Linked DNA regions of Homo sapiens: region 2 is linked to region 1. A link is a loop called in an ENCODE intact Hi-C map of the cell type or tissue named here. Cell type or tissue: PC-3. All regions are shown on one strand. Links, peaks and the distances in the headings refer to the core of each region. The heading gives the core; the rest is flanking DNA.

What was found. Hi-C counts contacts between places; a loop is a spot of excess contacts. Peaks named below come from ENCODE experiments on the same cell type or tissue, not always from the same donor. Only the 100,000 strongest peaks of a DNase experiment are listed, where the experiment ranks them.
Region 2: a loop joins it to region 1, with 2.5 times the contacts of the local background. A loop is called at or near these places in 1 of 110 quality-filtered maps.

Annotation. Positions count from the first base shown.
Region 1 is chr7:11,252,407-11,256,807 of GRCh38, reverse strand. No RefSeq gene overlaps it. Among named protein-coding and RNA genes, the nearest start is that of PHF14, 280 kb to the right of the region's middle. In PC-3, for the core only: no CTCF peak of the experiment used is centred there; a DNase peak (open chromatin) is centred at 2,417.
Region 2 is chr7:11,317,481-11,321,881 of GRCh38, reverse strand. No RefSeq gene overlaps it. Among named protein-coding and RNA genes, the nearest start is that of PHF14, 350 kb to the right of the region's middle. In PC-3, for the core only: no CTCF peak of the experiment used is centred there; a DNase peak (open chromatin) is centred at 2,211; H3K27ac peaks cover 429 bases.

The DNA of each region.
Region 1 (4,401 bases), core at 311-4,310:
AAAGCCTCTGTGTTCTGGGCATGATGCTGGTGTTCTACTCTGAAGATTCCCCCGCAGTGGAGGCCACATTACTTGGTGGGTGGCTTGCTTGCCACCTGTTTGGGCAAACCACTGTGACTTAGCCTAGTTTTCTGATTTCCCCAGCTTGCCGTTCCTTCTGCTGGTCTTCTCCTTCTTTCCCTGTAGCTAAAGCACAGTCTTATTTGCCACCACCCGTCAAGATGCACAGGAGAAAGGGGATCCATACCAGATAATTTTTCCTGCATTCCTTTCTCTAGAAGCCAAACAAGGTATCCTTCAGACAAAGAAAGCACTGACCATGCACAGAGTCCTTTGCCTCTTTGGGATTAGTCACAGCCTCAAAAGTGACCAGCTATCGTGTCAATCCATGCTCCTAGCTCCCCATAAACTTCCTCATGCCTCATGCTAGAGAAGACACCTAGAATGTTTTCATGTTGATTTTAAAAGTAATACATTTACATTTTAGAAAAGCTAGACATACAGAACATTTTTAAGAAGAAAATAGTCAGAATACATTTTCCATTCTATTCAATGAATTCTTTTCAAAGAGTTCTCCACGCCCTATATTTGGTAGAAGTCCTCAGTATGTATTATGCATAGAGAAAAAGGAACAATTTTACCTTAAGTTTATACCTTATATGCCTGGAATAAATGATGGCCACTAATATTTTTATATTTTTCATTTTGTTTAACACGTACTTTTGGGTTCACTCTAACATATTTTAAACCCTGAATGCCAAGGTCATACAAAATAGCCAATTTTATAAATTATTTTTCTTTATAAAAATTAAGCTTCACCTATTGATACCTTTGGAGAATGTCTCAGTCAGTTCAGGCTGCTATGCCAAAGTACCATATGCTGGGTGGCTTATGAACAATACAAATTTATTTCTTATATTTCTGGAGGGTACCGGTCCAGGATTAGGGTGCCAGCATGATTGGGTACTGGTGAGGGTCACCTTCCAAGGTGCAGACTGCTGTCTTTAATTGTATGGCAGAAAGAGGGTGAGAGAGCTCTCTAGAGTCTCTTTATTACCTAATTACCCCCAAAGTTTCTGCCTCCTAATACCTTCACATTAGGAGTTAAGATTTCAGCCTATAAATTTGGAGGGGGAGGGTACATAAACATTCAGTCCATCGCAGAGAATATTGCAGTGCTAGGAAATTGCTGCTTTCCTTTTAATCTGCTTTTAGATGAACTCGTCTCTACAAATGTTATTCCTATCTCATGTTTTATCTGCCAAATTCCAAAACCCTTCCAACTCTCTTCCATAGATTCTACTTCTCAGCCTGCCGTTTTTATTTTGTGTAAACATTATGTTTAACAATCATGACTTGCATAATACAATCATAAGTAAAATTTATTTCTATATCTTAAAATCCACTCTAATAGGCTAGATCTTTCTTGATATCCTTGATGTTTCTGGTACTTCTAGGGTAATAAAAATACCCATAATTCATTCAAGTCTCATGACAGTCTCAGTAATTATTTAGTCCTGTGCAATGGTCAAAATTCAGTCTTGCATTAAATTTAGAACAGATAACTCCTTTCAAACTTTTGTATCGTGATTTTGTATCTCACTTTGAAATATGTTATCAATTTTCTCAGCACTTCAACTAAAGCTTCCATGACAACATCCTTTTCAAATGTTTCCCTTCCTCTTCTTATGCCCATAACCTTTAGAGGGTCCACTAGAATTCCCCAATGTTAGTCATTAGTATAATTTATAGCACCTGCTCTCTCTGTCAAGTGAAAAACCAAATCAGAAAAACATTGACTTAGTATTTACCTTCTACTTACCACAAAGAATCATCTACTTTCTCCAAATGGTGTCAACAAAGAGCCTAAATTCCATCTGAAGGGTCCTCGTTGAAACCCAGGGAAGACAATTTTGTTTCAATGAAGCTCCATCAACTTTCCTTTTAGATTACCAAGGAGGACCTGCCCACTTGCCTTCTGATTCCTCATCCCTCAGTATTCCTGACCTACTACTCTGTAAATTACTCCCACCAGGTCAGACATCCCATCCTAATTTCTCAACACTCCTCTCCCAACCCTAATACCCCCTCTGTTAATGTATCCCCCTGCCATGCTGCCAACACACTGCTTTATCCATCATACTTGTCCTTATCAATCCCATGGTGCCAAAACCCACTACTCTTCTATAAATGAAATCTCATCCTAATCTGCATCCTAATGTGTGAAAACTCTTCTCTACCCCAATTTTTTGTTCACATAGTAACATACATTAAACTATGCATTCACATCATTTATTCCTTATTGGCCTAATAAAGTTTCCCTTCCTCTGCCCCTTTTGACTCAGAGACTAGTGAGTGAGAGCCAAGCATCTCTGTCCTTCTCCATGGCTTAATTGGATGACTAGTGCACCCATTCCACATAGAACAATTACAGGTCACTCATGTCATACCCATGCTCTGAGTCACAGCTGCCCATGTGTTATTTATCCTATATCCACAGAATCTAGTCTCTGTCTTCATGAAGCCCAATCTTAAGTTGCTTTTTCTTTTTTTTTTTTTTTGAGACCGAGTCACTAGTCTAGTGTCGCCCAGGCTGGAGTGCAGTGGCATGATCTTGGCTCACTGCAACCTCTGCCTCCCAGATTCAAGCAATTCTCCTGCCTCAGCTTCCTGAGTAGCTGGGACTACAGGTGCCCGCCCCATGCCCAGCTAATTTTCGTTTTTTTTTGTTTTTTTTTTTTTGTAGTAGAGACGAGGTTTCACTATGGTGGCCAGGCTGGTTTCAAACTCCTGACCTTGTGATCCACCCACCTCAGCCTCCCAAAGTGCCGGGATTACAGGCGTGAGCCACCGCACCGACCAAGTTGCTTGTCTTCTAAATGTAAGCTTATCTTCTAAATTTTCTCCACTGCTTCTCAAAGCCAGAGATATGGGAATTATCCTGATGATCAGGAAGATCTCATTCATCATCTATCCTAGCACACCATTATCATTTTTGTTCTGCTAAAACACAATTCTTTTTACATAACCCTTTGGTCAACTGCCTTTAATGGCTTCCCTTACCTACAAGAATAGATGCCAGTTCAGATTTGAGCTCCTTCGCTGTAGAGATTTAGCCCTACTGTACCAAAGATAGGGTTGCCAGGCTTAGCAAATAAAAACAGAGGACTTTATCTGGCAACCTTGATTGAAGAGTAACCAACTGCAACAGTAAAATCATACTGCTTCCAAACCATACAAATGCCATAATTACTATTCAAAATCCTAAACAATCAGTACAGCAAGGATACTGAACAATCAGGGTGGATGAAGATGGTCAACAAGTGAGAGGCTGAACCAATGCATCCTCATAACATCGCAGCTATGAGTACATCCCAACTCATACTACCTTCCACAAAAGGAATGCCCATTATCCTCTCCTTTATCCCTTCAGATATTTCCCATCTTCCAAAGACTTCTTAATTTTAATTTTCTCTATAAAAACCTTTCTTAAATAACTAAATTAGGGTGTTTGGAATTGAAGATCAAGTTTATAGTTCCTTTAACTGAATTTCTCTAGCTAGTACTGCCTATGCAACTTACCTTGCAAGATGCTGCCGATTAGAAGACAAATCTCCATGGGTCTTTTGCATTTCTCCATGTCTTTTGAGTAGAACTATTGACTGCCCTTTGTTCAAGGCTGTCTTTTCAAGGATGTTTACACAGCAAACAGCCCTGGAAGATATAGTGTCTCTTTCCAGGCCAAAGGGCAGGCATGCTTACGGCCTATTACAAAAAATTCAGGTTCCCTACACATGGTGTTCTCTTCTGTAGCAAAATCCAGAAAGTGAGCTGGCATTTATCTGGCCTCCTGCATCACTTCTGGGGAACTCAGAGGAAAGGGGAAGTGACTTAAATATGCTAACACTCATTTAGCGTGCTGTTCTGTAAGTAAGAAAATCTGAGCTGTCTTGTGTCTTCTGCCAGGGTATGAGAAACTGTGACAAGCCTACTTGTAAGTTTACAAATAAGGTAAAATATAAAACCCTTCACAGTTCTTGACACTGCCATGCTACTTCAATGTTTCAAACATGTAAATCTAATAGCCCCAACTAGATTATGCTTCATTAATCCTACAATTCATTCAGTGCCTAGTTTTGCAGAGTGACAGTTCTATAAAAATCTCATTGAATAATACTTCAACATATTTTGAGAAACAAAACAGAAAGGAAAGAGGTTATCTCTCATGTTTATGAAACCCTATGATCAAGGAAAGGCTTCTTGAGAAATTGGGTAATGTCTGAAAGTTAAGAATAAGGCTAAACTCAGAGGGCTAGAGAAAGATCCAAAATGAAACAATCACTGAGAACCCATCTCTAGATCTGATTTCTGAATCTGTGCTGCACACTGATACTGCCTAAT
Region 2 (4,401 bases), core at 220-4,219, 65 kb before region 1:
TCCTGTTGACCAGTTTGTCTCATGTGCTGCCTTAGGATATTATTCATCTCAGGAAAGTTTTCTACTATTAGTTCATGATGCTTGCTCTGTTCAATTTGTTCTCTCCTCTTTACCAATCTTCTGTAGGCTGAACTTCTGTTCTTTGCCTTTTGTTTCTATCCTCTTCTTTTTGTTAATTTCTTCTATTTGTTATTATGTTATGAATTCTGGGAGAATTGTTGAAAATATCTTCGAAGTTATTGGTTACATCTCTAAAGAGATGATTCTTATCAATAACTGCTTCCAACGCAGACTTTAATTTCCTAATTACATTTTTAAATCCTTTACAATGTAAATTTTTCTTGCCAATTCACTTTGTACTTACAACTATGTAGAAAACCACTTTTGACTTTTTTAATGTCACCTTTCTTCCCCTACTTCAGGGATTCTGATGTTGTTTTGAAGTTGAGTGCATAATTAAGATGTAATTACCTTCCCTCTAGTAAATCTTTTCCGACTGAATAATATGTGGATGGAAAAACAATTAAATATGACAAAAACAAATGTAATGAAAAGCAAATCTCCCTTTTACCGCCAAATATGCAACCATTTTTGGTAATAAAACATTGTTAATAGTTACCTATTTCCTTTCAGAAACATTTTATTTATACTTAAGCATGTAAATGTATATTCATCTGTGCTGTTTTTAATATAAATCATATCATAGCAGCCTTGATTTTTTAAAAATATCTCGAAGATAATTTTATAGCAGCATATAATATTCTATACATTCTACTAACAACATAGAATTCTGCTAAATGAATTCACAATAATACATTTTTCTACTACCTCATCATAGACACTTAAGTTGTTACAAGTACTTAACCATTGGGAATTTTTGAAAAGCATGGTGTTCTTTTATTCTTTAGTTATGTTTAAGGGTGAGTGGGTGGGTTGTAGACATTTGTTTTTTGTTTTCTATGTTTCTTCCATTTACTTTTCTTTTTAATCTTGTCTGAGTATCATCTTTGAATAACAGGAGATATATCCAGACGTTGTGCTGACCTTACAATGGAATGACTTAATTATCCTTGTTTCCTCTCATCCCATCCACATTTTTACAGTTGGTGTCTTCCTTCCAAACAAAACTGAGATGCTGATCGCCTTTATAGACAACCGATAAAGTCTGAAGAAATTCAAAATGTTAACAATATTTATCTATGAGTAACTGAATCAAGGGAGATTTTCACTTTTATGCTGATGCCTTTTATATTGCTTAAATCCTGTAACTGAAAAGGTTTTAATGTCTAAGAAAAAAATGCAATAGAAATTTAAAATATAGCATTACCAGTTTAACAAGCCAAAATATGGGAGTAGTAGGCCACTAAAGTTGAAAGTTATTCAAAAGAGGAACTTCATCTCTATGCCATTTTTCTAAGTGTGTTGAAGCCATTCCACTGGTGGCAAACTTTCACTTGGTCCTGGCCCCATAACAGGAAGAGCAGACACCTTTATATGTCAGCCCATAAAAGTTCTCCCTTATTCGCTGCTAACAAAACCCCAATTTTATTTGGGCAGTAAATTAAGCCACAATGAAAAGATTTAATAGGTAAAAGCTCAGCAAAAGATTTGAGCTGGGTCCAAAGATCAGCAACAACAGAAAACTAAAACCTACTCCAGGTCTGAAAGAAAAGAGAGATAAGCAGTTATTCAATCTATGGCAGAGTTATAACTACAGGAAAAGGCCTCCTAGCAGGAGCTGTGGCCTTTGGTAGAGAGAGAATGATATTACCAAACCCAAAGAGGGGTGGAGTCATGGAAGCAGGTTCACCCAATAGGAGTGGCAGCCAAGAGTAACAAACTGTGGCAATGCAGGAAGGACAGAAGATAGGGGAAACAAATACTCTCAACCATTCTATTCTCCTGCTTTCAGATTTCCTACCATTTCTTCTGGTACCAAGACTCAATGAGAAGCCAGATGGAAAGGGAGTTCAGGTGATCTATGCTACAGAGGTCAGCTCCCTGAGGTACGAAGCAGGTTGAGAAGGACAGGGAGACATACATTTTCAATGCCCTGTCTCACATCCTCTTTGCTCAGCATTTTGTTCTGACTATTGCTTTAGCAACCAGCTGAAGCAATAGAACCTTAACTTAGCTGCACAAATGTTTCTTGTGCTTCAGGAATTCTTTGTCTCCACAGCATGAGATACCTACACAAGACTAGCCTGCTTACTCATTCTGCATCATACTCTGACTGTACATCCAAGGAAGTTAGCAGCCCCAAGGGCAAGACTTGACCAACTGGAGTTGGAAGCAAGTAGATAAATATACCCTTTTCCATGTCTTGAGTAAACAAGTCTGAGGAAGGATCTATACCATTCTTCAGAGGGTTTTCAACAAAATTGAACCCCAGTTGCCCATAGTAATAACTAACATTCAGTCTTAATAACTCGACTCTTGGATTATCTTTACATTTTCTCCATTTCACTAGTCCTAGTACTCAAGTTTTAATTTGTATCAAATAGAGAAGAGGCTTCCAATACCGGCCATTGAACCCCAAGACAGAATGCCGTAGCTTTGCCCGAAGCAAAATAACACACTACCAACATCACCGTTGAATCCTCTGACTCCTGTTCCCTGAGATCACTCCCTCAAATAAGCTATCTATCTGCATCCATCCCTTTTCTCTGGCTCTTCTTTTTGGGGAGACCCATGATAAAATAGGCAGAGAATGGGTAGCTCTAGAGTAGTAAAAAGAAAGTAACCAATCCAGGTGTCCATCCTTCTCCCAAGCAATGCAAGAGTAAATAACTCCATTCCAAAATTCAGGTGTAAACTAGGCATGGTGGTGAAGACCTGTAATCCCAATTACTTTGGAGGCTTAGGCAAGAGGATTGCAGGAGCCCAGGAGTTCAACACCAGCCCAGGGAACACAGAGAGATCCCATCTCAAAAATGTAAATTTTTAAATCTAGATACAGATTCTTATTAATCTACAGTAATGGTTTAGTAATGGTTGTGTGACCAGTTTTGGCCAATGTTAAAAGATAAAAGTATGCTGTCATGCTTTACAGCATAAGAGCAACTATAGCACAAGGGCAGTTATAAACATGTAGTCTAAAATGTGAAGCCATCTCTGCAAAAAAATAAAATAAAATAACTCCAAGGCTTTATGTAAAAATACACACCACCAATCCAATATTATAGTCTACCAAACCCAAACTGCTGGTGCCGCAGTCACAGATAAAAGCACCTTGAGAAAGGGAGAAAAGAGAAAGTGAAGCTTGTGGTTGCCACAAATGTCTAGCCAGAGTCCAAGGGATGGGAAAATCTTAGCATTGTTTCTCAAATATGTAATTTGTTTCTCCCTTGGTTTAGAGGATGTGCACAGCCAGCTCTGACTCCACAGGATCAAGTTAATGATGTAAAGCAGAGGTAAGCAAACTTGTTCTAGAAAGGGACAGATACTAAATATTTTAGGCTTTAAAGTCCATATAGTCTCTTACAAAAGCAGACACAGAAAACACATAAACAAATGGGCATGACTATGCCCCGGTAAAACTTTATTTACAAAACAAGTGGTAGACCTGATGTGGCCTGCAAGGTGTAGTTTGCTGACCCTGGTGTAAACCAAGAAGCCTTTTGCTGCCACTTCACAAAGAATCCAATTGCACCACAGTTAATAATCTCTTCAAAATGTGAACAATTTCATTAATGGATAAAATATTCAACTATCCAGTAGCTGTCCTCAAAAATTTTTTCGCTCACTTAAGAATATTAGCTTTGTTATTTCCAGAAAAAAATCAGATCACCAAATTACTGTCAAATGATCATATCTTTAATATTTTTCATCTCACAAATCAGTTTGTATCTCACTCTGAAACTTCCACACCCCCAAAAATGAAACTGAAAAGCCAAGACCTGAAAACCTATTGTGAAAGTCCATCAGTTTAAAAAAGAACACTAAGTAGAACTAAAGAAAATCTATTTGTTCAAATACAATCACATAACTAAACCAAAAAGTAGCCTCCTGGAGATAACCTTATGTTAAAAGAGTTTCATGTTTTCTTGAGAGCCTTTCATGCTAAAATTTCTAAAAGCCCACTGGTTGCACACAGTGGCAAAATGCTACAGTGATTTAACAACCCCAGGCAAAATTAAATAACAAAGCTAAGATATGATGGAGTACATTTCTTATCCAGTCGTAAAGTAATCTGCAATTTCACAAGTTAGAATTTGGTCAGGACCCAGATGTTAATTTCAGTACCAGGCAGAGTGTACTCAAGGTTTAACTTATATCAAACAGAGACGAGGTTTCCAGGACCAGCCATTGAACCCCATGTTGGAATGCAGTAGCTTTTCCTAAAGCAAAATAGCACACTACCAACATCATTGTTCAGCAGCACCATAGGTATCTCTGTGG